Linked DNA regions of Homo sapiens: all the other regions are linked to region 1. A link is an interaction called in ENCODE POLR2A ChIA-PET data of the cell type or tissue named here. Cell type or tissue: HepG2. All regions are shown on one strand. Each heading gives the region's core, and the rest is flanking DNA. Links, peaks and the distances in the headings are about the cores only.

What was found. ChIA-PET counts read pairs that join two places held together with the same protein. Peaks named below come from ENCODE experiments on the same cell type or tissue, not always from the same donor. Only the 100,000 strongest peaks of a DNase experiment are listed, where the experiment ranks them.
Region 2: POLR2A ChIA-PET joins it to region 1 with 19 read pairs; 3 of 35 experiments call an interaction of 5 or more read pairs at or near these places.
Region 3: POLR2A ChIA-PET joins it to region 1 with 16 read pairs; 6 of 35 experiments call an interaction of 5 or more read pairs at or near these places.
Region 4: POLR2A ChIA-PET joins it to region 1 with 12 read pairs; 5 of 35 experiments call an interaction of 5 or more read pairs at or near these places.
Region 5: POLR2A ChIA-PET joins it to region 1 with 13 read pairs; 4 of 35 experiments call an interaction of 5 or more read pairs at or near these places.

Annotation. Positions count from the first base shown.
Region 1 is chr2:9,231,585-9,237,778 of GRCh38, reverse strand. The region is part of intron 1 of ASAP2 (ArfGAP with SH3 domain, ankyrin repeat and PH domain 2); the gene reads right to left. Among named protein-coding and RNA genes, the nearest start is that of ASAP2, 28 kb to the right of the region's middle. RefSeq lists enhancers at 2,492-3,117, 2,185-3,384, 5,599-6,153, 6,154-6,194. In HepG2, for the core only: no CTCF peak of the experiment used is centred there; DNase peaks (open chromatin) are centred at 2,868, 3,288 and 4,618; H3K4me3 peaks cover 2,414 bases.
Region 2 is chr2:9,334,246-9,340,439 of GRCh38, reverse strand. ASAP2 (ArfGAP with SH3 domain, ankyrin repeat and PH domain 2) reads right to left here. Exons shown (of 28, transcript NM_003887.3): 8 at 5,627-5,702; 9 at 5,261-5,347. Among named protein-coding and RNA genes, the nearest start is that of ITGB1BP1, 86 kb to the left of the region's middle. In HepG2, for the core only: no CTCF peak of the experiment used is centred there; DNase peaks (open chromatin) are centred at 3,249, 4,069 and 4,919; H3K4me3 peaks cover 751 bases.
Region 3 is chr2:9,324,871-9,331,064 of GRCh38, reverse strand. ASAP2 (ArfGAP with SH3 domain, ankyrin repeat and PH domain 2) reads right to left here. Exons shown (of 28, transcript NM_003887.3): 7 at 3,154-3,239. Among named protein-coding and RNA genes, the nearest start is that of ITGB1BP1, 96 kb to the left of the region's middle. In HepG2, for the core only: no CTCF peak of the experiment used is centred there; DNase peaks (open chromatin) are centred at 3,044 and 3,894.
Region 4 is chr2:9,141,562-9,147,755 of GRCh38, reverse strand. LOC105373417 (a long non-coding RNA gene) reads left to right here and starts at 1,846. Exons shown (of 4, transcript XR_922775.1): 1 at 1,846-2,153. RefSeq lists enhancers at 4,641-4,720, 4,837-5,734. In HepG2, for the core only: a CTCF peak has its summit at 4,847 (motif pointing left); no DNase peak of the experiment used is centred there; H3K4me3 peaks cover 860 bases; H3K27me3 peaks cover 1,264 bases.
Region 5 is chr2:9,378,188-9,384,381 of GRCh38, reverse strand. It overlaps ASAP2 (ArfGAP with SH3 domain, ankyrin repeat and PH domain 2), which reads right to left. Exons shown (of 28, transcript NM_003887.3): 19 at 5,323-5,438; 20 at 3,574-3,641. Among named protein-coding and RNA genes, the nearest start is that of ITGB1BP1, 42 kb to the left of the region's middle. RefSeq lists an enhancer at 5,070-5,654. In HepG2, for the core only: no CTCF peak of the experiment used is centred there; DNase peaks (open chromatin) are centred at 2,891 and 3,241.

The DNA.
Region 1 (6,194 bases), core at 1,364-5,363:
GGTGAGCAAGAAAAGACTCAGTCTCCTGGTCGCTCAGAATCTAGCCTTCAACCAGAGCAGGCCAGGCACGGTGGCTCATGCCTGTAATCCCAGCACTTTGAGGGGCCGAGGCAGGAGGATCTCTTGAGCCCAGGAGTTTGAGACCAGCCTGGGCAACATACTGAGACCCTCATCTCTACAAAAAATAAAAATAAAAGTAATTAGCCAGGCATGGTGGCATGTACCTGTAGTCCCAGCTACTTGGGAGGCTAAGATGGGAAGATTGCTGGAGCCTAGGAGGTCGAGGCTGCAGCGAGCTGAGATCATGCCACTGCATCCCAGCCTGGGCAACAAAGCAAGAATCTGTCAAAAAAAAAAAAAAAAAGACCAAAAGACCCAGTGGGTGCTTCCTAAATTTCAGAAAATAGGCAGAACCATCTTAATCTTTTCAAAGGTATCAATTATGTTTTCATCTAAAAGTCACAATGTAAATGAGAAATGTCCTAATCCAGCCTCAGGAGTTGAGGCCCTGTTAAACTTTTCCATTTTCACTTTTTGAAAAGCAAAAGTCAGAAAGCAACATTAACCATCAAAATGTGTACAAAACAGGGCTTTTTTTTTTAACTCTCTTTTTTTAAAAAAGCTTCCACTCACTCAAGCCAGAAACCAGTGTTTTCCTGGATTCCCAGCCCGCACAGCCAAGAGGTCAGAGACTTGTCCCTCTTGCCTATTTCTCCAAGCTGTTCCTGCCTTCCCCTCCCCTTGGCCATGGCCTCAACTTGGACCTCGTCCTGCCTTCACTAGCCCCTGCCTGGTCCGCCTGCCCGTCTCCGTACCCCAGCCCTGCCTGGTACCCACACCAGCCTCGGGGGGGATCTTTCTGACACTCAGATATTGCCCTGTCCTTGTCCCATTCACTCAAAAAAGAAACCTGAAGTAGACAACACACAGCACCTTTGCTCCAACACAGGAAAGGAGAAAGAGAAAGAAAAGCAAGAAAAAAAAAATTTAACTGTGCTGACAAATAATTATAGTTCCAAATTTAAAGGCAGGATCTTTAAAAAACAAAAAAGTAAAATGCACTGTCTGTGTCTCTCATACATACACACAACCACCTACACATACATACATACAATAACAGATAACAGTTGCTTTTAATTTTTTAAATTTTATCAAGTTTTTATTTCCCTTTGCCTCTCCGGTAAAAAATCCTCTTTAGACATTAAGAATGTTTATACAGACAATTATAAAACTAAATTAAGTTCAAGCTCTTTACATCAGTACAGAGACAATTTTAATTTTATTAATCTTCATAAAAGTAAGATATCAAAATATACACCCTAAAAAGTTCATCTGGCATACTGCACAACACAGGTTAAAAAACAGAAAAAAATAATACAGGCAAGGATAAGAATATGTCAGGAATATAAGAGGATCAGCATTTCAATCTAACTCTTTGAAGATGTCGACGAACTTAATATATTCAAGTGGCCCGAAATGATCTTTACTTCGTGGCACTTGATTACCTACAAGCCTCTGCTTATGAAACATCCAGGTCAACTTCATACTGCAAAACTTACAGAGAGACTCAGGCCCACCAAGAGCAGGAAACAGGGGCCCCAAAGCAGTCCAGGTGCCAAGGACATCCCTTTGTCCCTCCCTGACCGGCCCTCCAAGTCCACCATCACCTGAAGCCTTTTGACCCAGCGTTTCTCAACATCAGGCCCGGACACACTTGGGACAAGGTACTTCTTTGTGGTGGGTGCAGTCCTGGGCACTGTGGGATGTGTAGTAGCATCCTGGCCTCCACCCACCAGATGCCACCAGCACCCCAGTCCCCAGTCCTGGCAGATCAAACATGACTCCGGACCTTGCCAGAAGTCCCCTGGGAGGCTAAACTGCCAGGTGGAGCAGCTCCATCTGCCTAAGCCCACTGCCCTTGCCATTCATGGGAAGGCATTGCCGGCTGCATCCACCAACCAAGTTCTCCGAGTTCTACCCTCAGGGTTCAGACATCTAAAACAACAGCAGCCTGACCACTTCTTACATGTTCCCATCACAGCTGCCAGGCCATGCGGCTCACTCTGCCCTACCCAGCCCGACACCTCAGCTGTCAGCCACTCCTGGCCCCGAGACGTGGTCTGAACTCCCCTGCCTCCCGCACGCTACCACAGCAGCTCACGTGCCCCAGCTCCAGTTCTCCCTCCTCCATTTCTCTTTACTTCACTCCCTTCACTCCCTAATGTACTGGGCTTTCCAATCAGCCCACCAAGGAGCCTCCGGCCATACAAGACAGAACTGCTGCAGGATGATTTACACATCCGGCCTCTGCTGGAATGAACAACATCTGAACTCTGCGAGTGAAATAACAGCAAGCCATGAGGAAAATCAGAGCCCTGGAAAGGGAAGGGCTGGGGTGCCACCCACCAGGGCTGGGTCCTGAGAGGCAAGGCTGCCTTGGCTACCTCTTAAAAAGAAAACAACTCTGCCCGGGGCAGCTGGCACAAGCTCCATCCCTGCCACACTGGTGCACAGGACGACCAGCCATCTGTGTGGTCCAAAAGGTCATCTAACTCATCAGGTTCAAAACTACAGGCCCCATCTCTAACTCGATTAATTCTACCATTAGTCACTCTGTAGCCACACACAGATCCCCGCCTACAACAGGACAGGAAAAGCTCCAGTTGGCATATGTCGGGCGGGGACAGTGAAACACGGCACTTGGAGAAATTCAGCTCGTCTGGAGACACAGGTGAGAGGCAGAGCAAGCAGAAGGCTGGGCCGTCTACTCCTTGCACCAGTCATCATTAGGAGTCAACTCCATGCCATTCTCAAATTCCTCTCTTATCACTTCCCCAAACAGGATGTGTTCAATTGGTGAGTCATGAAAAATAGGGTATTTCTAGAAATCCACTGGAAGGAAGGTGTGGGAGAACATTTCTAAAGAGTGAGAACAAAGAGACAATATGCAAAGCCACTGAAGCATTCGCAAGGCCGGAAGTGGGCTCCAGGCTGGGCCCCTGTGCATCGGCCCCAGAGTGGCTGACCAGACTTTATTCCACCTGCCCCCAGCTCAATTCAACAGTCCAACCAACTGAACCCTGAGTAAATCCATCTTCCTTCACCTTGGCTCTACCTACTCATTTTAACTGATTAGAAACAGCCCAGCTTCTGGATCCACACAATGGGGATAGTGCCCACTTCCCCAGGTGGCTGTGAAGTCCCAGATGTCCCATCTGTCCCCTCCCTGGTCTTTCATGACAATGTCCCAGCTGCCCCAGCAGGAAGTGATCTCTCCCTGCTTCTGAGCTCCTCCTATTATCAAGGCCCCTGCAAGGCCACGCGCCGCCATTACCTTGTTCTGGTGCAATCTGTGTGCTGTCTCCTCTCCCTCCACTAGCCAGAGCCCCAGCCATGCGACAGGCTCTGGCTAAATGTTCTCCCCGGGTTTTCTCACTGAATTCTCACACCAGCCTGTCTCTAGGCAGTCTGGTTATTGCTGCCTCCCATTTTACAGTTTAGGAAGCTCAAGCTTAGGAAGCTGAGAGGCAGCACAAATAGCGTCAAGAAGAAAAATGAACTCGAGCCAGAGTGCCCAGGCTTTGTGACTTCTCTGCTCAGTGACCCAGGGAACATTGCTTCACCTCTGTGAACCACTCCCCTCTTCCTTTTTTTTTTTTTTTTTTTTTGAGACATAGCTTCGCTCTGTCACCCAGGCTGGAGTGCAGTGGTGCGATCTTGACTCACTGCAACCTCCGCCTCCCGGGTTCAAGCAATTCTCATGCCTCAGCCTCCCGAGTAGCTGGGATTACAGGTGCCTGTCACCACGACCAGCTAATTTTTATATTTTTAGTAAAGATGGGGTTTCACCGTGTTGGCCAAGCTGGTCTCAAACTCCTGACCTCAGGTGATCCACCCACCCCAGCCTCCCAAAGTGCTGGGATTACAGGCGTGAGCCACCATGCCCAGCCCACTCCCCTCTTCTTTAAACATGGGGATGATGACAGTACCTAGCCACAGGGTTGTTGTAAGGATTAAATCCATTTAACATGTGTTAAGCACTTACTGCCTGGCACACAGTAAGTGCAATATAAGTGTTTGTTAAACACAAATGAGTAAATGAGCATATTTGCCCATGGCCACACAGGTATCAATTAGCAAAACCTATATCTGAGTCCAGGTCCAGCTGGCTTCAAAGCAGATGCTCTAATCACTACATAGGCTAAGCTATAACGAGAGGTCCTGAAGGGAATGAACCATTTCTTATCCATCTCTGCATTTCCTGCAAAGTGTATTGGTCCCAAGCCACCATACAACTTTTGTAAGTGTTACTTAAAAAGTAAAATCTGAAGAATTTACAAAAAGCTTTCTCTGAAAAGAGATTATAAAACACTAAAGAACTACCAGAGCCCATAAAGGAAAATAGCACAAAAAGCATAAAGGCCTCTCATCAAGGTAACCTTCTCATCTGGACCTTCCATTCTGAGGATGTTTATTCTGGAGACCTCAACATAGTACGGCTTCGCAATTCCTTCACTATCTGATAGACTCTTCAAAGTCCCGGCATAATACCAGCCTTCATTATAATTGTCACACAGACATCGATCACTATCACCAAAGCAACCACCAGGGTTAACCTCCCAGCCCTCCTGGACAGTAATTAGATGACTCAAACTGTCTCAAAGCCGTATCTCTGTATCTCTCTACCACAAAACTACTTTGGTCCCACTGAGCAAAAAAAACACAGAGCACAGACTGGCAGCATTCTCCATTCCTAAGAGGCAGCAATTTGGAAATAATAAAGGAAATCCTTGGATTCCTGCTGGCAATAGATACAGAACAAAACTGCAGCTGGGAACACGTCTAACGTGGAATTCCTTCTTCCAGAAGGGCAAGGCAGCCCCTCTGTACAAGGGCACAAACATATTTTTACTTTTTTAAGGATTTACACTCACTAATTCAACTTTCGAACCATTACCCTCTAAGAATCAAGTCCCCATGGCCAGAGAAACAAGCTTTCTATGAACCAATGACACCAGAGCTCCGGCAACAGCATGTCTCACTCCCTGCAATCTAAGCTGTAGTTGCCTGTCAGTTTTATTCATTCAACAAACACATATTAAACATATATGATGTGTCCAGTGCAATTCTGGGTGCTGAGGATGCATCACTAAGTAAGAGTCAAAAATCCCTGCCCCCAGGAAGCTTATGATCTAATGGGGAGAAGGGGAGATAGAAAATAAATTAAAAATATGACAAGTTATGTGCTAAGTGAGGTGGTTAAACAAATCAGACAAGTTCTCTGCACTTCCAAGATCATAGTTTGTCAAAGACAGACAGTAAATAACAGATACAGACAGTATAATGTGGACAGTCAGCTGCGAAAGGGGTACGGGGGCACAAAGCCAGCAGAGGAGGGCCCTCTAATGTGGCCTCCAAGGAAGGGGCACTGGGCTGAACTTCACAGAACAGGCAGGGAGATACGAAGAGCAGGGCGACTCTACAAACAGAGGGACCACCTGTGTAAAAGGATCGGGCGCAGGGCAGTGAGGCGTGTTGACACAGAGGACAGGCATGGATGAGATGGGGTGGGAGGGAGGCAGGGGCCAGGTCAACAAAGGAGAAGGACCCAGAGTCTGGTTACTTTCCAAAAGGTCAGGGAAGCCACCAACGTGTCTTCAGCTGAGAAGCTAAAGAGCAAATCTTTAAGACAATCACCATGACCTCAGTGGGAGCAGAGGCTGTTGAATGCTCTGGCTGACAAATGACAGGGGCACCCACTGCAGCTGGAGGAATGGAGAGAAGGGGCCAGATCAAGAGAGATGGAAGCAGGAGCTTCACTCACAGGACAAGATGGGCAACTGGAGCAAGCCAGGCAGACTTATGGTTGCCACTTCCCAAAGTGTCCGCTGGGTCAAGTGGGTGGGAGGGGCACAGCCCAGCTCTCAGTCCTCACCTGCTGCAGGGAAGGGCCAGGCTGCCAGGTGACAGAGCTAAAACCTCAAGGATGGCATGCGAGACGGCACAGAGAGGAGAGTCTCCAAAGGAAGGCATGGCACAAGGGCTCCAACTAGCAGAAGGACCATGGGAACACAGCATGCAGATGCCAGGGACACCCAAGGGCCAGGCAGACAGACAGGCCCGCTGCTGTGCAGGAGTCTATGAGCAAGAACAGGGCCCTCTGACAGGAGGAAGAACAGGCAGGCGCAGGCTAG
Region 2 (6,194 bases), core at 1,352-5,351, 100 kb before region 1:
CGGAGAACCAGTTTGACATGGAATAGATCAGGGTCAAATCCTGGCTCTGATGCCACTGTGTGAGCCCAGCAAGGGCACTTATCCTCTCTCTCTCACAGAATAAAGTTGCAGACATGGCTGGCCGGGCGCGGTGGCTCATGCCTGTAATCCCAGCACTTTGGGAGGCGGAGGCGGGCAGATCACGAGGTCAGGAGCTCGAGACCAGCCTGGCCAACATGGTGAAACCCCGTCTCTACTAAAACTACAAAAATTAGCCAGGCGTGGTGGCGCGTACCTGTAATCCCAGCTAATTGGGAGGCTGAGACAGAAGAATCACTTGAACCCAGGAGGCAGAGGTTACAGTGAGCCAAGATTGCACCACTGCACTCCAGCCTAGACGACAGAGGGAGATTCTGTCTCAAACAAACAAACAAAAAGCTGCAGACATGGGCAAACATTGCCTACCCTGTAAAGTGGCTTGTAAGGATCGTTGGCCACACTTGTAAAGTGCCTGGAAAACCTGAAAAGTGAGGTAAACAGGAAATGCCCTGCAATGGATAGGAACAGGTCCCTCCTCCCCTAGAGTGAATGTGGAATGTGACGCAGGCTGGACACAGAGAGGTGGGTGAGAGGCAGGTGAGGCTGGAAGGCCTGGGTCAGGAGTAAGAGGAGAAGCCTAGAGCTGGGTATGACAGCATCTTGAGTCAGATAGTGAAGAAGGAAGAGGGGCAAGAGCCATGAAGACATAGGGCCAGAGGACGGACCAACAAGGAGGCTAAGGGATATGTCACACACAACGACAGCAGCAGTATCCATTCCTGTTGAACCTCTAAGAGCGCGACACCATGAGGGAAGGGAATTTGGTCACTACGGTATCTTTACCACCTAGGAGCTCAGTATTTGTTGAATGAACTATTAAGATAGTTTATTAATATTTATTAAGATTATTAATAAATAATTTTACTATTATTAAGATAATATGGTAAGTGCTCTACAGAAATTATCTCTTAGATCTCCTGAAAACTCTGAGGTTGGCTGTATTATTCCTATTTGACAGACGGGGAGACCATGACATGGAGAGGTCCAGGAACCTGCCCAGTGTCACAGGGCAGGGTAGGAAGTGGGAGACCCAGGATTCAAATGCCAAGATCCATGCTCTTCTGCTCTGCTAGACAGCTCCCCAGGCAACCCCGTCCTAGTCAGAAGCTGTCCTCTCCACCAGCCTCACCTGCTGGGACTCTGCTAACTCCTGCCCCGTCCCCAGTTTTTTGTTTTTGTTTTGGAGATGAGGTCATGCTCTGCTGCCCAGGCTGGAGTGCAGCAGTGCGATTTTGGCTCACTGCAACCTCCACCTCCCAGGCTCAAGGGATCCTCTCACCTCAGCCTCCCGGGTAGCTGGGACTACACGTGCATGTCACTACAACTGGCCAATTTTTTTGACTTTTGGTAGAGATGGAATCTCACTATGTTGGCCAGGATGGTCTTGAACTCCTGGACTCAAGCAATCCACCTGCCTTGGCCTCCCAAAGTGCTGGGACTATAGCTGTGAGCCACCATGCCTGGCCTGCCAACTCCTAATCATCCTTCTAAGCTCCATCCCAGGTATCACAGCCTTTGGGAAGTCATCCCTGATGGCACCTGCCCAGCCCGCACTGGGCAGACACTGCTTCCTGGAGCTGATGTCCACGAGTGCTCTCATTACACTGCACCCCAATTGCTTCTCTGTCCCCACCCCCAGAGCATGATCCCCTGAAGAGATGATAACCTGATCCATCTTGTTCTGTTGTGTTTGTGGAGTGCTGGCTTAGGGTAACAGTGGAAGAAAGGGTAGCTGGATGTGTGAATCAACAAACGAGTCCTCCACTGAGGGTGACATGGAGGCCAGAGCCAGGCTACCTAGCAGCTTGGCAGGAGAGGCAGGCAGGTGGCCCCTGGCAGAGATCTCTGTGATGAAGGCCAGATTTGGGCATGTAAGATACGCGAACCCAGAGGCAGAAGAAAATTATGGCTGTGGTGGACCTTGGCTGCCTGGGTGGCACAAACTGTTCTATCACATCCTACTAGACAGGATGCTTGAAAAAGAGGGAGCAAGAGAAAGAGAGAGAGAGAGAGATAGAGACAGACAGAGAGAGATAGACAGACACAGACAGACAGAGAGAGAGAGAGAGAGCAACCATACTTGAGATCTGCAGAGTGGAAAACCATGGTGGTTTCAGCACTCAGACCTGTGAGACCATGCCCCAGAGCCTGATCCTCCCCATAGAAGCACACAAGTCTGGGTTCTCCACATCAAACAGCAGAGAGAGCCTGCACACAAGTGATGAGGCTTTGGGACTCCGCCAGCACCCCAACAGGGTCCATCCTGGCAGAACACCATCGGATGGACGACGTGGGATGGGGAAGGCAGGAGGCGAGGCTGACGGGGAGAGAGCTCAACCAAAGATGAGCAGTGCCAACGAGTTTAACTGTGTAAATAGGATCTTCTCCAAAAATCAAACACTATGGTACATAGTTCGATCCTCATTGTATAATATTGCACTATGGGTGGTCACTGCACAATTTTTCAACTTTTCTCCAAGTATGAAAACCTTCACAAAGAAAAATAATGGAAATACCAAAGAGTAGTATTCTCCTTACAGAGAGCAGAAAATATCAAGAACAAAACATGAATGGCCAGTGATTGGGAGGTGTGAGGTCACCGGGACCAGAACGGCACAAGCTCCACACTAAAACAAAGCTGCAGGGTCACAAGGAAACAGCAGCACGAAGCTACCACACTGGAATGGCCACTCTTCATTCCTTCAATAACTGATGCTTGGGATTTACAGGAAGAGAATGAGGAGCACTGGCTTCTACCAACCATCAAGGCAGTTTCTTTGGGGCATGTTACTTAATTTCTATCAACTGTTATTACACAGGGAGGGTTAGAATTTTTATAACACTGAATAAAAATCCTCTTAACACCTTCAGTTGTCTAAGTCACAGAAGAAAATCCAACCAAAGGGAATGACGGCCTAAACAATAATGACCAAATGATCAATTCTTATTGCAAATTTGAGGTATACAAGATGGAACCCCCATCATAAAAATCATTTTAAAACAGAAAATTTAGCATTTTCACATCTGCTTATTACTTGCAACTGTGTTCAAAGATTGTCCAACTTGCTGAATGCCATCACCTAAAAGCAACGCAGAGCATGATACACAGAAAACACAACACGCCCACAACTAGGAGACTGTTGAGTTAGGTCTTGACAAGGAGCCAACTGGGCAGACAGCCAAAGAAGAATAGTAAAGGAGGTTCATTTGATCCCTCTGTGCAATCAGGGGCAGATGGGCTGGTTAACAAAAAACAACAAACTATAAAGAACTTCTGGTCTGTGCTGGTAAATTTGTTATTACTTTCCTGCGAAGCTGTAAATAACCAGTTCTCTCACAACAGCCCGTTTTCCCAAACCTCCTAATTCTGCACAGGCAAAGCAAACACAGCCTTTGCACTGTGCCCAGAGGGCCATTTGGCCCCAGCAGCTGCTCTGCCTTATTTTAAACCTGAGCTTTGCTTCATGGGTTGGATCTTCCTTCTTAGACAAAGGCAGTTCTCGATCATTTCCAACGGTGCGCTGGGGAGCAGCCACCTTGGACGGCATTCTGGCTCCTGCCCTCGCACTACCTCCTCCTCGTTACCGCTAGCCCACTATTTTCTCCTTACGCCAAGTTTTTTTTCCTTTTTTTGCTTATTGGGAATATCAAAGCGTCAGGGCCTACATTCTCTAGACTAGGAGGAAGTCACCATGTTGTAGGTCCTTTCTAGCACTAAATATAACCTTGCTCTGCCAGTGTCTCACTTAGTTGACCCATGTTTACCAAAATCCTACTAAATGAGCGCTGTGGCACTACAGTGTGATGGAAGAATGGCTCAGAAGGCAGGGTGGCATCCTCAGGCTGCTCGAGGTCCAGCTGGTGAAAAGCCATCTGTGCACTTAAGGCACAACCAACACTCAAAAAGAGGAATAGGCTGTGATTCAAATGGGGCATTCAAACAGGATGTGCTCTGTGAACTCAGATCACTGTGGGCTGGGGTGATCAGAGGCAGCGCTCCAGAGGTGGGGCTTCAGAGGGACTAGAGAGATGTGTAGAATTCAGCCACTCAGGGGAGAGAAAGGGAGGGAGGGAGGGACCTGCTTCATCTTCATAAAGGAACAGCAGCAAAAGTGTAAACTGTAAACCCAGAAAATGTCCACTTCCCTAATATTTATGCAAACTCTTCAGCCTTTAATAAAGTCTACAACAATGAAAGGTGAGGGGTTAAAATAAAAAATGCTACTAACCATTAATATATAAAAGGAATATATATATGTATGTTCACGAATAAAACATGCAAAATTCTGCAATTTATTAAAATACTGAACTACTTACTCTCCTAGACTTCGGTCACAAAAGGTAAACGCATTTGGGAGAAAAACAACAATATTCAGTTATAGTACAAGAACTTACAATAAAATAGAGCTCACCAAACTGCCAACAGGGAACTTTATGCTGTCAAGTAGTTTAGCAATTTCTCTAAAATCACTAGATATATGTTTAGATACATTCCTTTTATTAACAAGGAAATGGATTTATACTAAATTCACATTATGATACCCACATTGTAGTGAAAATATAGTAAAATTATCTTTAAAACTTACTTTTTAATGGCTTTTTAAAAACAAGTCCCCACAACACAAACTGTCCCTGCTGACGTGTTAGCACACAGAGACGTCATTACAGAAAGAGGGGAAGTAAGAGAACTAAGGATTTCTGCCTGTCATGATGGAGGCAGCTGTAAGAAAAGCTCATGCCTCATATTTTATAGAACACAATCTCAGGGCTGGCAGAGCCCCAGCTGGTCCCCTGCTACGTGCCTAGGCCTAAAGGGGCAGAGTCCACGTATGTCAGGGTAGGGAAATGACACAGGGCCAGGTACAGGATAAATAGCACAAATGACACATGGTCTCTGTGACGAAGCCACTGAGAGCTCCTTATCTAGCAACTGACAGAGCACAGGGTTTATACACCGCCATTAAGGCCATGCATGTAGTAAATGCTTCCTCCTGAAATAAACATATTTTAAAAGATGGTTTTATAGAACTAAATTGCAAGAATACATTAAATGTTTTACTGGTGCCTGACACAGCCCGAGTGAACTGTGAGCTCCTAGAAGACATGAACTTCATGTTCTTCAGACCCAAAGCCTCCAAGAATGGGGTGAAAACTGCAATCTTTCAAAATTAAATCCCCTCACCTCTTTCTGTTCAACCTGCAATGCGGATTTCAAAATATCTCGAAGCTGTATCAACTGCCTTCTTTCTTCATCCTGGGCCTGTTTGATCTTTAAAAACACACACACACAACAGAACCAATCAGAAAATTAAGACTGAGGTACAGTGAAACGTTGGTGCTCATGGGGCCATTTCCACACAATGCGACAACTGCCTCCCTCGCTGGTCAAACCTTCCCTCCCACCAAGACAGAGGACAGGCGTGGGAACGCCACACTCCACGTGGGCGGCACGGCATGAAAACACAGGATTACACAGAAGTGACATTTAGATGAAAATGTCTGTTGCATTAAGATGGTTTTAAACCACAGTGGGAGGGAAGCTACTCACCGTGTGAAGATCCGTAGACAGCGTTTCAATGGAAGGTTTGAGGCTTTCCACGGCTTTGAGTCCATCCTGAAAAAAACTAGCAGGAAAAAGAAGAAACAGAGATGACATTTCACAAAGGAAAAAATAATTTTGTCAGACAGATTAAAAACTTCTTTAAAGTGACTGAAGTCATTATGTAACTCCTGGGGGAAAAGACTGTATGAACAGAACCTTAAAATATCAGGCAAACCAAGAATAAAATGACACTCAAAATTAGCAGGAGCGAACAGAAAAGGAAATGCAATAAGCTTAAGTATTTGAGATTTTTCTCGACCCATATAAAATGAGGCCTTGAGTTTCAGTTTATAACGGGAGAGGTTCTGCATCTGAAGCCAGAAAGGCCATGGGGCGCAAGTGGAAGACACTGAAGAATGTGCCGCAACAGGCGACCGCGACATGGAAAAGAAAAGGAATGCAGAGGCCGGGTGCTGTGGCTCATGCCTATAATCCCAGGGTGAGGGACTTGGGGAGGCCAAGGTGGGAGGATCACTAGAGACCAGGAGTTCCAGACCAGCTGGCCAACATAGCA
Region 3 (6,194 bases), core at 977-4,976, 94 kb before region 1:
AGGCGCTCCCACACGTGGAAACACGCACGGCTGCGAGCTCTTACTCTGCAGCTGAGTTGCTCGAGCTCCACGTTGTACCCTCCAGAATGTGAATTGAGAAAGTCAAAGCTGCCTGACTGATTTGAAGAGCAGGCAGCGTACACACTCTCTCTCATATCCAAAAACGAAGTAATGGAAGATTCATATTTTTAAAGGTTACTGGGATCATGTCCATAAAAGGCCAACTACTTCACTTTTCCACAAGTGGTCTGTTGCTACCCAACTGACTGGTTTGGGCAAAATAAAGGGGCGGGGGAAGGAAATCCCAGAATAGCTTCTTCTTAAAAATAAAATATCAGCAAGGAAGCGACCCACTTCCTAAATTGCCTGACATAAGAACTGTAGAAGTAATTTGCATGCTCATCACAAAGTAAGAATTTTGAGTCTCCATAAAATAATTCATCTTGAAAACTATATAATTGCAAGGTCTTTTCCACCAAGTAGAGATGAGCTCTCTTTTTATATTTTTTAATATAAATTCATGGGGTACAAGTGCAGTTTTGTTATAGGCCTGGTGGTCAACTTAGGGCTTTTAGGGTATCCATCACCAGAATAACATACATTGTACCTACTAAGTATTAATAATTTCTCATCATCCCCACTCCCTTCACCCTCCTGAGACTCTGCTGTCACTCTACTCTCTACATCCATGGGTATGCCTTTCTTAGCACCCACTTAGGAGTGGGAACATGCGATATTTGTCTTTCTGCGGCTGGCTTGTTTCACTTAAGATAATGACTTTCAGTTCTATCCCTATTGCTGCAAAAGACATGATTTCACTCTTCTTTTTTTTAAATGGCTGAAGCTCTCTTTTAACTTTGGATGAACCACTCAGCACATCCTCCTTTGCCGCCTGACCTCAAGTGCTTTAGAAATGCAACATCATCAAAGCTGTATTAAGAATTCCAAAGCAGAGCTCAGTTCAATTCCACAGTGCAATTCACTGCTGCAAATACGTGCCAGGTAAATGTGCCACACACTGTAGATATAAAACAAATAAATGGCATGGCCCCTTCCTTAAGAGCATATAGTTCAGTGGCACAGAGACACAAGGAAGATGTCATCATGGAGACAAGCAGACGGTGTGGTGGCAACACAGGAGGAAGAAAAGGAATTCCAAAAGGAAGAAGCATCGCAAAGCAGGAATGATCCATAAGCTGGGTCCTAGGAGGAACAGAAGACAGGGAGGGCACAAAGGAAAGAGGCCTTCTAGGAAAAGAAACAATTCTGTACAAAGGTAGGCTGCTGGTGGCACAGCCTGCTCTGGGAAGGTAAGCAGACAGGCATGGCAATTCCACAAGGAAAAGATTTCTTGTCAGTCCACACCTTCCACTCCCGCTGTCACGAAGCCAGGTGGGCCATCGTCATCTCTGGTCTGCACAGGGACAGGAGCTGTGTACACAAGCAATTGCCCACATCCACCCTTGTCCTGTTTGGTTCCTTCTCCACAACACACAGAGTAATCTTGTTACAGCCGAGAAGCTTCCTGAAGCTGCTTCTAACCAACACCACTGTCTCTCTCCCCATCACTGTTTTGCCTTTTCATAAACTCAGTTAAATATTGGCTCGTGTTTCCTACTTGCCTCCCCCATGAGACCCCAGGGTCCGTGAAGGCAAGAACTTTGTTTTCCTCCTTACTGCATCACCAAAACCCCTAATAGCGCCTGGCAGATCACAGGAGTGCATACAAATGGTCCTCTGCTTCAATTTCTTCAAGAGCTTCCCAACATATTTGGGATAAAATCTAAAAACTTTTGCAAGATGTCTGGGGCCATCCACATCCCTAAGGCTTTTCCATGCAGTTTCGTTTCACGCCACTCTCCTTTTTCACTGAGCTTATGTCACCTTGGCCTTTTTCCTGCCTTAAGACCTAGACCCTGCCTGGAATGTTCTTCCCCCACTCCTTATCTGCCGGCTCCTACTCATACTTTAGATCTCAGATCCATGTCTCCTCAGAGAGGCCTGCAGCTCATTCAAGAAACAGCCGAGTACCTACTGTGTTCCGGGCACTGTGTGCTGGCTGTTGGAGACTGTATCAGGGAACAAAATAGAAAAACAAAAAACAAAAAACTCTACCCTAAATCTTTATCTAAATCAGGTCCCTGTATTATATTCTTTCTTAGATTCCTATACTTTAAAACAATTTTGTAAACATCTAATTAGAAATTTGTCTCTTTCAGTCTAACTTCCCTACTTGACTCTTTGAGTAGGAACTATGCCAGCACTGTACATCACTGTGTCTCTCGCCTCTGGTCCAGCACCTGACATGTGTGTTGGGTGGGTGAGTGAAGGAGCCAGAGGCCTGTCTATATCAGTGACTGGGGGTCGAGGAGCAGAAGCCAGGTCAGAGACGTGGGTCAGACTGAAGTACTGACACAGATGGCAAAGCTGAGTACTTGAGCAGCCCCTGCACGTGGAATCCTCTCCTTCTCCTCTACTAACATCTTCCTTTGCTCATCACAGTCATTGGCTCCACAGGATAATATATAAAAGTGTTTTCTTATTTTAAAACACTGCATTAACATCGTATCATTTCTCTTTTAACAAACATCTGAGAGTTGCGGAATAGGTCAAATGAGTTTGTCCCTCTACAAAAAGAGCCAAAAATAAATATATCTGGCAATTACTACAGATTTTTTATGTTGTATATATGCTTTTATTTTTAATTAAGATATAATCCCTAAGCCATAAAGCCATAAAATTCATCCTTTTAAAGTGATTTTTAGTAAATTCACAAAGTTGTGCAATCATTAGCACTCACTTCTGGAATATTTTCAATATCCCACAAAGAAACCCTATACCCGTTAGCAGCCATTTCCCATTTCCTTCTTCCTCCAAGCTGCGGCAATCACTCACCTGCTTTCTGTCTCTGTGGATGTACTTATTCCTGACCTTCCAAATAAATGGGATCATACAGTACATGGCCTCTTGTGTCTGGCTTCCTTCATTGAACGTGTTCTCAATGTTTACCCGTGTTGTCGCATGAGTCAGCACCTCATTCCCTTTACTATAGACTTCTAAGTGGTGTTTATTTCCTATGAGCTATCTATAGATCTACCAGAAGTTGCCACACATGAACAAACATTTAAGATAACATAACAGAGAAGAACTTACTTGCATTGGGCATGAAAGTATTTGATCAGATTCTGAAGTAAATCTACTCCCTTTTTAATCTTGATTTCGTTGACCTTCAGCAGATACTGTTGAACAATGAAAAGGAAATGTCATGGAAGTAAGCAGAATACGAGTTTAAAAGGAGCTTCTGAGGACTGAGATGATTTCTTCTACTTCTTTGGCATCTTTTACAATGCGTAGAGTGCATGATCGACACTTAGTATCGCCTGGATTCCGTAACCGTTTCTTTATTTTGGGGCCATATGAATTATCTGACAGTCAGATAATTAAATATTGAAGTGCCAAAAACTCCTAATAATAAGACAGTCTATCCTGGCCTGCTAGGAGAAATCTTCACTCTAGCTACATGGAAGACTATGGATGGTTCAAATAAATGGGATTTCTAACCATCTCAAACACACTCCTGCCCAAGGTCCCTTACTTTAGGAACAATAACTGCTAACGTATTGTAGCTGAGATGCTTGGCATCATGTCTCTCGTCCTGAGACATTTCCCTTACAAGGAAAATAATGTGATTGTTGGAAAAAAACAAAGTTTAATTGAAATGAATTAAAGCTATTTTTAACTTGGAGAATTCATTAGTGACCACGAAGCTATCAGAAAGCCTCAGGGAGCTACAAAACCAGTGTCAGGAAATAGAAGGACTTCATGAGTCCCCATCCCCTCCGCTGTCAGAAGATGATCTCTGAAATGGAATGTCCCCTGGAAAAGCTGCTGATTCATGCCCTGGCTCTCAGCTGTAAAGGATGGGCGGGGGTGGGGTAGGGGTACCCAAGTTCAGTTGCTGGCTGAGGTCTCTCTGCAGCCCAAGGAGGAGGTGGAAAGCTGCTGTGAAACTGTAAGCTACAAATTGTCCTTCTGCCTGTAACAACCACCTATAGGTCCTTCTTTCCCTCTTTCTTTTTGATATTAAATATTTGGTAATGTATCAAATTTTTAAACGTATGTACATTTTGACCTAGAAATTCTACTCCCAGGAATTTATTCTAAGAAGATAACCACAAAAGTTTACAAAGATGAACAGAAAAGAAGATACACTGCTATCCTGTTTATAAAAGTAAACAATGGCAACAGTCCAAACCTAATGAGTGGGAAATTAACATATGGTGCATCCATACAGAAAATACTGTGCGGCCACTAAGCCAATAAAACCCAAAATTTCTGACATGGACATCAACATACTAGAGAGTGAAAATAGGTTATAAAGCATCAGCAGCGAAAGATCTACTTATACGATTTTTTTTGAATGTATACATAGGGACATATAAAGATGTTTACTTAAATGTCAAAGTGGTTATCTTTGGATAAGTAAAATTTGGGGGCGATTTTTAATTCCTTTTATATATATTTTCTTATATTAACCAATTTTCTTTAAAAGTATATACTATTTTTACAATCAGCAACAGAGGATCTTCTCACGCCTTCTCCGCTCACAGAAGGTCTGTACTACCTATTTGACATACTGAATTTCTTTATTAAATGAATTTTGAAGAAAGGGCTCCATAGCTTTAAAATAAAAGCCTGAAAGCCACTCTTCTGGATTAGATCCTGGGCAACTCAAATTTTAAACACCTAAACAACAGCAAGCACTTAAAGCTTGAGAACTTCAGTTTGGGGAAACAGTCAAATAATTTTAAAGTCATGTTTGTTTGTTTGTTTGTTTTTGTTTTTTTGTAGAGACAAGGTCTCACCATGTTGCCCAGGCTGGTCTTGAACTCCTGGGCTCAAGGAATCCTCCCACCTCAGCCTCCCAAAGTGCTGGGATTGCAGGTGTGAGCCACCCTGCCCGGCCTTTTAACATGATTTTAATGCAGGCAATCTAATTCACTTCAGAGTTGGATTCTCAAGGAACTGTTTTTCAAATGATCTTTCTCACCCATGGAAAGAAAGGCCTTCACGGCCCATGACTATCTGGCCAACTTCTACACTCTTCATCAGATGTCTTCTCCTGTGAAAACTGTGAGTTTACTGTTAGATAAGCCCACCTCTGCTTTTATGCATGCATATAGTACAGCTCTCACTCAACTGTGAAACATTAGTGCCTGACCCCTCCAAGTGCCAGCTCTGCAGAGCCAGGACCCAGCACTACCTGAGGACTGCTCGAAAGATGGCTCAAGTCTATGACTTAGAGGCATCATCTACACAGTGTATTTCCATTAAAATAAATGACTTAGTCAGTTCACAGGATCAATTCACCTGGATACAGAAGAGAAGTAGTAACCAGTGCAAGGTGCATACCACAGGAAGCAACGACAGAGCCAAGTGGGGAACCAATTACTCCTCAAGTCATGGCTATGACCTTCACATACTACTTGAATGTCAAAATTCAGTACGCATTTTAAGTAGTCTTAAAGTGTTTAGGTAAATAGATGTCTACTTTACTAACCAAAAAGAGCATGACCTGAACACAAACACCCCTTTCCAAATTCATTCTTTGTAAAACACTACTACTTAATTTCACCCTGATTGTTTGTAAAATGCTACTACAGTACTTAATTAGAAACAATACCCTTACAGAAGCAGGATTGAGAAAAACAAAAACAAAAACCAATACTTTGTGCTTGTATAACACACAGCAGTTTCCTAGTCCCTGTCTCATGCTGTCTCGCTGATTTCTCTGCCACTCTATGAGGTAGGCCAGGAAGGTGGTATTATACATGGTATGTGCTTTTCTTTTGAGAATGCAACCTCTTACACTACACATGATATGTGTTTACAAAAAAATGTGTATAAAAACATCCATTCTCCTGTCTATAAGAACCCTTTAAGTTTAATTAAAGGCTTTATCTTGAGAATTCATTTCATCAAGTGAATATTTAAAAATATTTGCTTGTTTTTCATCTAGTGAATATCTCTAAACATTCTCTCAATGAAAAACAAGGCGGTAAAGGAGGAATCAAGGAGCAAAAGACACGAGACAGACATAAAAAAAAGTAAAATAACAGAAGTAAATCCAATCATATCAATAGTAACATTCAACGTTAATGGATTAAACAATCCAATCGAAAGGCAGAGATTGT
Region 4 (6,194 bases), core at 860-4,859, 90 kb after region 1:
CACCATGGAAAAGGGGGCAAAGGATATGGACAGGTAATTTATAGATTTCCCCAAATCAAACAAGCATATCAAGAGATGCCCAAATTAGTAATCAGAGAACTGTATTGTACATTAAGACAATAATGAGGTATTATCTTAAGGCCACTCGACTGGAAACACTCAGAAACCTGAGGACGGACGGGAGGAAATAAAGGACGGGCCTTCCAGTGCGAATGTAACTGTCCTTCTAGGGGCAGCTGTGAAATCAAGCACAGGTTTATTCTGTGACCCAGTTGTTCTACTCCCGGGAATAGTTCTCAAAGAAATTCTCACCTAAGGGGCATATACAAATTCATGCCCTGCAGCTTTGTTTGAGATGGTGTCAATTTAAAAGCAATCCAGGAAAATAGATGCATGAAACGGTTTTAATCCATACTTTGGAGAACTGCGCAGCAATGAGAATTAAATGAGTTGTGCAAAGAGCAAAAGGAATGTGTCTTAAACTAAACAGTGTTTAGAGAAAATGGTCAAAAAAATGTAATATATAAAACAACACCATTTATAGGCATTAAAACACACACAAAAACTTGGCAACACGTATTTCACAAGACCCAGATGAAAGATACATGTTAACACAGGTAGCATTATTGCCTTTGGGAAGAAGGGAAATGGGAGTGGTCGGCAGAAATGAAAGAGATAACATTGATTATTAAAAAGATGGGGTCTTGCATGGGGCACTGACGGCGTTGAGGAATATGAGGAACTCAGCCTCATGCACCTGAAGTATAAAGAAAAACATGAAAAAGCATGGCGTGTTTGGGAGCCTTTTGTGCCAGTTGCCCAAACGCAGGGTGGGTAGGAAGGTGTACGGTGAGGCTGCAGGGGAAGGCGGGGGTCAGATCCTGCAGGCTGTGGGTGGCAGGTCACCAGGGGCCACTGACATTCTTACATTGTTGAATGATGCCATCAGATGTGGAGGATGGATGGGAGCCAGGAGACCAGTTACAGATCCAGGTCAGGGGTTGGCTAGCTTTCTCTGGCAAGGGCCAGAGAGCCAATATTTGGCCTAAGACAGTGGCCTGTGGGTCTTGGTGCAGAGTATTGGGTCTGGGTGGTGGCAATTGGAAAAGGAGAGATGGGGCCAGGTATGAATGCCGCCGGGGGATGGAATTGGCCAGACTTGGGGGATGGGGAGGGGGTGGTGATTCCCAGGTTTTGGGGAACTAGGATGGTGAGTGGTTCAACCAGGTGTCAACCAGGACAGGAAATCCAGGGGGAGAAGGTGGGTTTGAGGGTGAGGGTTCATTTCTAGACTTGTTGAATATGAACACTTGTGGGGCGTCTGAGAGACGTTCAGTGATGAGCATCCGACAGTCAACTCTGAAGAACAGATTTGAGGTCGGCTGCAAATGCAACAGGGACAGTGGCACACACATGGCTGGTGCCCACCAATGTTTGTTCCCCACGTCCTCCATCCCAGCCCGGGTCTCTTTGTGCCTGGGGGGGGGGGGCCTGCCCCACTCCCAGCAAGGAGGGCCCTGTTTGATGGAGCCGTTCCATTCCCCATGGTCACTGGCTTGGCGTTGGGCACATGGCCCAAGAGGTCCAGTCGAGGTGAACGTCAGGAGTCTTGGTCAAAATCCTGGGCTGGGAGGGTTTTTTCTTTCTTTTTTACTTTCTCTGATTACGGTCGTCTGTGGGTGTGAAGCCTGAAGTCGCCATCGGGTTGCCATCCTGCTACCAGGCACGTGTGAGGCCAGGCCCTGAAGGAGGGCATGGCGGAAGGTGGGATTCCTGTCTCTCCCGCCCTTTGGAGGGGTGGAGAGAAGCAGCTGAACTACGGGTGCCCGGAGGCGCTCAGAGCCCATCAAAGTGCAGCGCTCCCGCTGGCTCCCTCCACCACGCTGGCCTCAGCCCCCCCGCAGGCTTCGTCAGCTCCCACCTGGCGCCGCCTCCAGGCTACTCTGTACCCCTCTGTCCCCTGAGCTGACACAAGTCAGCTTTCTCCAGCCGGCTCTCATCCGGGCTGCACTCCACTTACCAGAGCCTTCCTGAAATGACCACGACAAACGCTTGTGTTACCAAATCATGGAGGCGGCACTCACTGTGTTCTGGACACAGTGCTAAACACGCTCTACAGAGACTAACTCAATTCACCGTTGTTGTGTAAGCGGGTAAGTGCTATAATTGTACCCATTTTATGGCTGAGAAGACTGAGGTATGTGAGGCTAGATAACTTGCCCAAGGTCACAGGTAGCAAGTGGCAGCACTAGGGTTTACACCCTCACTCCCAAATCATTTTGCTCTTCAGACTAAAACACTCCTCTGCTCAATCTAGATGGTTCCCCTCACTTTGTCACCAAGAACCTTGTGGGGTGGGCGTGGTTTCTCCCACTTCATGTAGGAAGAAACGGAGGCTTGGAGAGGGTAATGACTCGTTGGAGGTCACGTGGATGCTAGTGGTGGCGCAGCTGAGATTTGAACTGTCTCCAAATTCCAGACTCCCCTGTTGCATCATCTAGTGCCTGAGAAATTTAGGCACAAGTTTGGGAACAAAAACTCCGGATTGCAGAAAATGGCCAAGTAGGAGAGAACTGTGGCCGGGGAAGCCCAGCCCCATGAGGAGGTAGAAATCAGACAGGAGGGAGGCCTGAGCTGGTGGGGGCTGCAGGTGGTCAGGGACCAGGTTGGGTCCACCATGCCTGGAACATGGAGCTGTGCACTGTGCCGGTTGCCAGTTTAATATCTCATGTGTGTGTGTATGTGTGTGTGTGTGTGTTGTGAATGGAAAATAAATCTCAGCACCCCAAAATCACTAGGCCAAAGGGAAAAGTCAAACAGAGAACTGCATCAGGCAAACCTGCCTCCTATTTGATTCCTAAATAAGATAGCTACAAAGATTAAAAAAAAAAAAAGCTACATGCCTACATACCTCCATCACAATTTCCCACAAGGAAATTCCTTGTGGACGGCAAAACCCTAAAACAGTTCTGTTGAATTTCAGCCTGGCAACGTAAATTGATAGCTTGTCTTCCTAGGTGTGGGAAAAGGACAGAACTCGGTGTTCCCTCTGCTCACCGGAGACAAATGCATATCTGATGGCTTCTTCTGCCCTATTTTAAAATAAAAACGCAGGTTCACTGAGTCAGACTAAGGCCTAAGTGACTATTCCTCTACTCCGTCCTCCCACGTAAATTGTGTATTCAATGAAAGGCTGATCAAAGACCCAAAATAACCTTTTGTTTCTTATCTACCCATGACCTGGAAGTTCCCCCAACTTCAAGTTGTCCTGCCTTAGGGGAGCGAACCAATGTACATCTTACATATATTGATTGATGTCTCGTGTCTCCCTAAAATGTATGAAAGCAAGCTGTGCCCCCACCACTTGGGTACATGACCTCAGGGCCTCCTGAGGCTGTAACATGGGTGTGTCTTTAACACTGGCAAAATAAACTTTCCAGATTGATTGGGTGTCTCAGACACTTTTAGGTTCACAGTGTGTGGTGTGTGTGTGTGGTGTGTGTGGTGTGTGTGTGGGGGGTGTGTGTGTGTGTGTGTGGTGTGTGTGTGATGTGTGTGGTGTGTGTGTGTGGTGTTATGCAATTTATCATGTGATTTGTGTAATCATTGTTATTTACTGGTCTATATGTTCAGTAATGGTGTCTTAGGAACATCTTTGCTTTTTGTTTTGTTTTGTTTTTTGAGATGGAGTCTTGCTCTGTGGCCCAGGCTGGAGTGCAGTGGTACAATCTTGGCTCACTGTAACCTCCGCCTCCCGGGTTCAAGCGATTCTCCTGCCTCAGCCTCCCAAGTAGCTGGGATTACAGGTGTGCGCCACTATGCCCGGCTAATTTTTTGTATTTTTAGTACAGATGGGGTTTCACCATGTTGGCCAGGCTGGTCTTGAACTCCTGACCTCAGGTGATCCATCCACCCGCCTCAGACTCCCAAAGTGCTGGGATTACAGGCGTGAGCTACTGCACCCGGCCTTAGGGGCATCCTTGATAGAGGCTTAAGGCCATGGACTTGAATGAGATTTCCCAGGAGAAGGTGCAGACAGAAAAGGAGGCGGCTTGGGTGGAATGCCAGACAGAAGAGGGACTTTGCTCTGGCCCCCGGAAGAAGCTTCGTGGAGGAGAAGGGTCTATGAGGGGAGGAGACCCCAGAATCCCCTACAAGGGAGGCATCTGGGGCCTGCCCAGCCCTGCTCTTGGGACCCTCTGACCTGGGCTTTCCAGACAGGTCCGTTTTCAAACCCTCTGCTCATGGCTCCCGTACGCCATCAGCCCCAGAATGCCAGCATTTAGGTGCCTAAGCTACACTTCCTAGAAAGCCGTTTGCCTCTGGAATGCTTTGCTAGGTCATGTGTACTGAATTTGGGCTGGAAAAATGTAGCTATATTTGTAAAATATGTCAGTAAGATTGAACACCTGTAGCCAAGCTTGCAGGAGGGACCCCGAAGTCACTGCTGCCAGGCTGGACACGGGGGGCCTTTTGCACCCCCAGCACAGGGCCTGGCACACAAGCCACACTCCGTTGTGAAGCTCGGTTGTTTGTGGTCAAATTCTACACTTTTGGCATCTTTTTTTCAACGAGCGGGAGCACAGCTGTGCGGCGTCTCCTAAAAGCCTTGGCGAGTTAACTCCTACGGAAGTAGGGAAAACGCTTTTCCCCAAGGGGGAGAGAGGTGCACTATTTCTGGAGTAAAAATTTCATGCTCTGTATATTTTTGTTCAGACGTTTGAGCATGAGTTCCTCCGTCTGCGAACTCTGAGTTTGAGGATTCTGAGTCACAGCCCCAGACACGCGCCCGGTGGAAAACGCCCCAGTCCCTCGCGGGGCAGAGGCGGCGCCGGGAACGGTGCGGCAGCACCCCCTGGTGGCGAATGTCGATGCTGCGCCCCGAGGAAGGAAGGCCGGGGAAGCCCTCCTTAGGAGAGGCCCTGCTTGTTACCCCACCCTCCAAAGGCACGCGGCTTACCAGCCTCAGAGGCTCCCAGCTCCACCCTCTCAGCCAGTCTGGAGAGAGCCTGGTGTGACGGAAGGCGGTGTGGACCTAGGAGATAGGGACCGACACTTAGGGTTCCCTGCTGTTTGCGCATCAGGGAATGTGCTGATGAGGACTCAGAGGTGAATGAACCCTAACCCTAGGCCCGGCGCGGTGGCTCACGCCTGTAATCCCGGCACTTTGGGAGACTGAGGTGGGCGGATCACCTGAGGTCAGGAGTTCAAGATCAGCCTAGCCAACATGGTGAAACCCCTTCTGTACTAAAAATAAAAAGAATTAGCCGGGCATGGTGGCGCACGCTTGTAATCCCAGCAACTCGGGAGGCTGAGGTAGGAGAATTGCTTGAAGCCGGGAGGCAAAGGTTGCAGTGAGTCGAGATCGCGCCATTGCATTTCAGCCTGGGCAAGAGCGAAGCTTCGTCTCAAAAAAAAAAAAAAAAAAAAAGAGATGAATGCGATGAATGCACACCCTGGGCTCCGACATCTGCAGGCTCACGTGCTGAGGGGAAGGCAGACCAAGACCATAAGGACCAGAGCTAGAGATTCGGGGCTCAGTAGCGTGGGGTTCTGGCTTTGTCCCCTATCAGCTGTGGGACTGAGGGCAAGCTGCTTAAGCCCTCAGAGACTCAGCTTTTTCATATGTAAACAGGGAAACAGGGCTAATAATTAGTACTTGGCGTAACTATTGTTAAGATACAGTATGTGAAATGAGAGGTACATAATAGATTCACTAAATGGAAGGTAATTATACTTCTTATTCATGTCATAACAACTGATCTGGCAAAGAAGCGAGTACTGGGAGATGAGGGCATGGTTAGGAAAGTCTTCATCAATGGGGAGACATTTCAGCTGGGTTTTGAAGGATGACTAGGAGTTTTCCAATCAAAGGGGGAAGGGCCTCTAGATGGGGGAACTGTGTGTACAAAGGCATAGTGGTAAGAAGTGCTATAGTGCATTTGGAGAGCTGTAAATAGTTCGGTAAATAGTTCAGCAGGTGTAGCTGAAACTGGCCAGGTGAATTTGATCAGAATCTCTGAGAGCAGGTTACAGGAATCTGTGTTTGATAAGAAGTTTCCCAGGAGATTCTGAGGCTGACTTCCCACAGGCCTAAAGTCTGGAAACCCATTGCTGTACCTGACATTCTGCACAATTCTCTCTAATCTGAACCACAACCCAGCAAGATAGAGGTTATTTGTCCTTATTTTACA
Region 5 (6,194 bases), core at 745-4,744, 150 kb before region 1:
AAACCGCCTTTACAAGAACATGGTAGTGAAAAAAGTCTAGCATGGCTGACTCCATCTTGCTTCTGGCCTCACAGGCTGGCTGTCCTCCCTTATTCCTGGGCACAGGCCAAGCTAACCATGGGAAGAATTTAGTTTGTGGTGTAAGTTTGAATCAAGGATGGTAATAGTCCCTCCCTAAAACTGACTCTGTTCTTTTCTTTTTAATTAATTTATTTTTTTATTATACTTTAAGTTCTAGGGTACATGTGCACAACGTGCAGATTTGTTACATACGTACAAATGTGCCATGTTGGTGTGCTGCACCCATTAACTCATCATTTACATTAAGTATATCTCCTGATGCTATCCCTCCCCCGTCTCCCCACCCCATGACAGGCCCCGGTTTGTGATGTTCCCCGCCCTGTGTCCAAGTGTTCTCACTGTTCAGTTCCCACCTATGAGTGAGAACGTGCGGTGTTTGGTTTTCTGTCCTTGCAATAATTTGCTCAGAATGATGGTTTCCAGTTTCATTCATGTCCCTACAAAGGACATGAACTCATCCTTTTTTATGGCTGCACAGTATTGCACGGTGTATATGTGCCACATTTTCTTAATCCAGTCTATCACTGACAGACATTTGGGTTGGTTCCAAGTCTCTCTGCTATTGTGAATAGTGCCGCAATAAACATACGTGTGCATGTGAAAACTGACTCTGTTCTTGTTAGGGAACTTGAAAGTGCCTTTGGAAGACTAATGAAAGGCCTCAAGATTAGGATTATGGGAAGGGTCTGAATTCTGCTAAAATGTAGGTGCAGCTTGCCTCTCTATTAATGTAATTGTTTACCATCCAGTGGAGTGGCTCACACCTGTAATCCCAGCATTTTGGGAAGCTGAGGCAGGAGGACTGCTTGAGCCAGGAGTTTGAGACCAGCCCAGGCAACATAGCGAGACCCCATCACTACAAAAAATTTAAAAACTTTTTTAGCCAGGCGTGGTGGCATGCATCTGTAGTCTCAGCTACTCGGGAGGCTGAGGTGAGAGGATCGCTTGAGCTCAGGAGTTTGAGGCTGTCCACAAGCACGCCATTGCACTCCAACCTGGGCAACAGAGAGACACTGTCTTTTTTTAAAAAAATTGTTTACTGCACCAGAGGCCACGATACTTGTGACTTCCCCAATTGATCCTATAGATAACATATCCTAAGACTGATCTTTTGAGATATTTTTTCAGACTTTTGCATCCTGGTGACCAACTGACTCCACTGAACCTGACTCATGACTCAAACAGTCCCGTGGCCCCCCCGAGATGATATGCAGTGGACAAGGGCTGTTTCTCATACTCTTATGATTTCACTCCCAACCAATCAGCAGCACCCATTTCCTAGCCCTCTTGCCCATCCAACCATCCTTGAAAAACCCTAACCTCTGAGCCTTTGTGGGGACACAGTTGAGTAATAATTCCTGTCCTCCCACCGCTCAGCCAGCTTGCCATAATTAAACTCTTTCTCTGCTGCAATCACACTGTCTCATGAATTGGGTTTAATCTATGCAGCAGGCAAGAAGAACCTGTCAGGCGACTACAATTGGTGTATGGGGTCGGGGGAGAACCCCACACCTTTGGTCACAGCAGTCTGCTTCTGTATTGCTTGTTGTGACAACAGTGTAACCGTACAGAAAAAACAGGGCTAGAGTTTTCCCCAAAACAACAGGCAAAGGATATTTGAGATCTAAAGGATGCTGATCAGCCTGCAAGTATCCATACTCCATATGGGAGAAAGCTCAACCCCAGGAGAATGAATGTGCTCATTCACTGTAAACCCAGCCTTTTCAACCAGGATGAGAGAATTAAACGCTGTAGAAAATGATCTGTGTGGCTATTTTCTCAGTTCTCTCAAGGAAGGTAGATAGCTAGTTCCGTTCTACATGTGCAGAAGAGAAGTTAATTCGTTACACACTATGGGTGTCTCAGGACCTCAGGGCTTAATTTCCCCCATAACCAGATAGTAGCTACATGACCCTGGCCAAGTCACTTAACTTTCCTGTGCCTGTGTCCTCATCTGTAAAATGAGGACAACAGCAGAAACTATGTCATAAGGTAGCTATGAAGATTAAATGAGACAGGTCAGGTGTGGTGGCTCACGCCTATAATCCCAGCACTTTGGGAGGCCAAGGCGGGTGGATTGCTTGAGGTCAGGAGTTCAAGACCAGCCTGACCAATATGGTGAAACCCCGTCTCTATTAAAAATATAAAAATTAGCTGGGCGTGGTGGCAGGTGCCTGTAATCCGAGTTACTCAGGAGGCTGAGGCAGAAGAATTGCTTAAACCTGGGAGGCGGAGGTTGCAGTGAACAGAGATCATGTCACTGCACTCCAGCCTGGGTGACAGAGTAAGACTCCATCTCAAAAAAAAAAAAAAAAAAAAAGATTAAATGAGCTCGTGGATGTACAGTGCTTAGAAAGAGGACCTGTTACTTATCTTACACTTGTATAGCATTTATTATTAATAGTTCTTTTTTTTCTCCCCCAGGCTGGTGCGCATTGGCATAATCATGGCTCACTGTAGTCTTGAACTCCTAAGCTCAAGTCCATTCTCCCACCTCAACTTCCCCAGTAGCTGGGACTGCAGGTGCGTGCCACCACACCCAGCTAATTCGAAACGTTTTTGTGGAGATGGCGTGTTGCTCTGTTGCCCAGGCTGGAGTGCAGTGACACCATTATGGCTCACTGTAGCTTTGAACTCCTGGTCTCAAAGTGATCCTCCTACCTTAGCCTCCTGGGTAACTGGGGCTACAGGCATGCTCCACCATGCGTTGCTAGTTTTTAAATCATTTGCAGAGACAGAGTCTCACTATGTTGCCAGGCTGATCTCGAATTCCTGGCCTCAAGCCATCATCCCCTGCCTTAGCCTCCCAAAGCTTTGGGATTACAAGGCGTGAGTCACTGTGCCTGGCCTTAATCTATTTACTGAGCGCTGTGTGTCAACTGCTTTACAGCATTTGATAATAATTCTCACAACAACCTTATATACTGGTATAACTGACTGCACTGTAGAAATAAGGAAACAGCCTAAGAGAGTTTCCTTCCCAAGCCAAGCTGGGGAGCCCCCGGCAAGGCCAGGGCTGCCTGGCCTGGTGGGCTCTTTCTACTGTCTACATTGTCTTTTCTTCCAGAACAGGAAAAGATGGTATTGAGCAACCCACATGATCTGGGGCTGAGGAACAAAGAAAGGAGGTTGGCCTTGATGTCCTGCAAAGTAGCAAGTAAACAGCTTACGGAGGCCAGAGAGCAGGCCCTTGTGGTGGCCTCGGGCCTCTGTTCCAGTTGTCCCACCACAGCAGTGATGTTACCAACACGGCCAACCAGCAAACACTGACTCACACCCCAAGTCTCACTGCGAGGGGTGGGTCCCCCTAGGTTTCCCTGTAGACTCCCTAGCATACCTTCTCCAAGGCAGGCTGATTCTCGGCTCATCCCATCAGAAACACTGAGCTCTGCTCAGGACACTGGTTCACAGCAAACCCTGCCCAAGGAGGACAGGCTTGGCTCCCTGTCCCGTGACAGGTGCCCCACCCCGTCCTTGTGGTGGGAGACTCACCAGCTCCTCACAGTGCTCGTGCTTGAGGCGCTTGGCAATGTCCAGCGGAGTCTCTCCTGACTCGTTTGCTAAAATTCAAGGGCGAGCAAAGGAGGCGTTAAGGCAAAACCCAGCAAAGGCCTGACATCCAGGACAATTTTTAAAAGGAACAGAAAGGCAGCACTAAATTAAATTGGGCCTGGTTAATGAAATCCACAGTGAGTTTGACCTAGTCGAGGCTGAATGTATCTTGTAATTGTATAGAACTACAGCTAAATACAGAAGGTAAAACTTTAAAAGATGAAGTTTGAACTAATCAAGAAACTAAAACTGGCCAGGCGCAGTGGCTCACGCCTGTAATCCCAGCACTTTGGGAGGCAGAGGTGGGTGGATCATTTGAGGTCAGGAGTTCGAGACCAGCCTGGCCAACATGGTGAAACCCCGTCTCTACTAAAAATATAAAGATTAGCCAGGCGTGGTGGCACATGCCTGTGGTCCCAGCTACTCAGGAGGCTGAGGCAGAAGAATCGCTTGAACCTGGGAGGCAGAGGTTGCAGTGAGCCGAGATTGTGCCACTGCACTCTAGCCTTGGTGACAGAGCGAGACTCTGCCTCAAAAAAAACAAAAAACAAAAACAAAAACAAAAACTGTTGAAGCAGCCACCTAATTAAAATCCACATCCAAACTGTAACTCATTGAATAAAGCGATTCATCATAAACCTCTAACGAAAAGCACTGCTCACCTATTTCCATGCACTGCAATATAACAAACTTTTAAACCTTCTCTCAAGCAGTCTATAAACCCTGAAAGTATATACTTTATTTATTTTTTTTTTTTTGAGATGGAGTCTTGCTCTGTTGCCAGGCTGGAGTGCAATGGTGCAATCTCAGCTCACTGCAACCTCCGCCTCCCGGGTTCAAGTGATTCTCCTGCCTCAGCCTCCCAAGTAGCTGGGCCTACAGGTGCGCGCCACCATACCCGGCTAATTTTTGTATTTTTAGTGGAGACAGGGTTTCACCATGTTGGCCAGATGGTCTCGATCTCTTGACCTCGTGAGCCACTGCACCCGGCCTATAATTTCTTCTAAATAAGCCTCAGTCAATGAGGTCTGATTATTAGTTTTTTAATGATAAGCACGGCTCTCAGGCAGATGTGTGTCTTTTTTCTATTCTTTCCTCTTTATTTAACAGTCCTTCAAAAATACTTCCTCCTGAGGGGACAACAGCTGGATGCTCTCAAGGCACAACTGTGCCTTGGCTGTTGGCATGTCGGGGTCCTCGAGAGAGGGAGGGACCGGGGCCAAGTAACAACCAGGGCCCTTCATGGAGGAAGCAGTGGTGCAAATGAAAGGAGAGGGCAGTAAACAGCATCTCCCCCTGTAATCCGTCTAAACCCAGAGCCAAGAAAGGGGCCAAGTGTGGCCTCAGGTGGGGGTGAGTAGACTCAGGGTATGTGAACAGGTCAAAATTCCCCAACCTTGTCCAAATTCACCTGGCATCCGTGAGAGCTGCAAGACCCACCCTTTGCTTGTCTTATGATCTGTAAAATGCCTGTAAACGCGCCCAAAGTCTAAGTAACAGATGGTGAATGCGGCCTCGTGGAACAGGCAGGGAGAGGCTCTTTCTCATTAGCGGTAGGTTCTCCTTCTCTTTGGCACTAACAAGAGCCCACAGGGTTGGCCCTGTTTCCAAGAGCAGCGCTTGGATGGCAGACAGGAGGCAGAGGCCAGGGTGCAGCTGAGCCCACCCCCGGGGCCCGGGCCCACTCACCTATCTCGATGGAGGCCTTCCCCCGCAGGAGCAACTTGAGGCACTCGGCATTGTCGGTCAGGCAGCAGTAGTGCAGGGCTGTGCTGCCTTTCCCTGTCTGTTTATCCAGGTTCCCACTGCCCGAGAACAGGAACAGAGAGAGAGCATAGTGTGTCACAGGCTGGACGACCAGGGACTGCCCGGCAGGGAGCCTGGGCTACGGGCACAGGAAAGGCAGACAGTCCCCGAGTGAACGGTTTCTGTAAATCATCGCCAAGGTGGTGGGACCTGGCACCGTCCCTGCCTACATGGCTGGGGAAGCCTTAGCAGAAGGTCATCAGGGAAATAACACGATGATGGCAGAAGAGGTCAAAAGGGGAGGGGGGCATCCCTGTTGTTGCTGAGCATGTGGGGCCAAGGTGGGGCAGTGCACTACCGGGGTGAACCTAGAGCCCAGCGTCCTTCTCACGTCCCACTGGCTGCGCCGAGGCTGCTGTGCTAGGCCGGCCAGCTGTGCTGGATGCAGGGCCTCTGGATGCCTGTGTGACTCATCCATCCTGTCCCACGGGAGGACGGAGGCTGAGCTTTTCTCTATCATTATTTGATATTCCCTCCAGGAAAGGGAAAAGTCACTTTCCCAAAGCCCAGAGTCCCCAGGCTCCTCGGCCTGTTTGCCCTGGGAATACCCTCTGAAAACAGGCTAAAGGGGAATCTTGAGATTTTCAAAAGTTCTTCCAACATATCACAAGACCAGGTCACCCACAAAAGGTGCTCAGGCTTGGCAGACATGGGACAGGCCCTCAATCCTAGCAAACATGGCCACTGTCACATTCTGAGGAGGGGCAGTGAGCTTTGTGCCCCTGCACAAAGTGGAGACAGAAAGGCGATCTCAG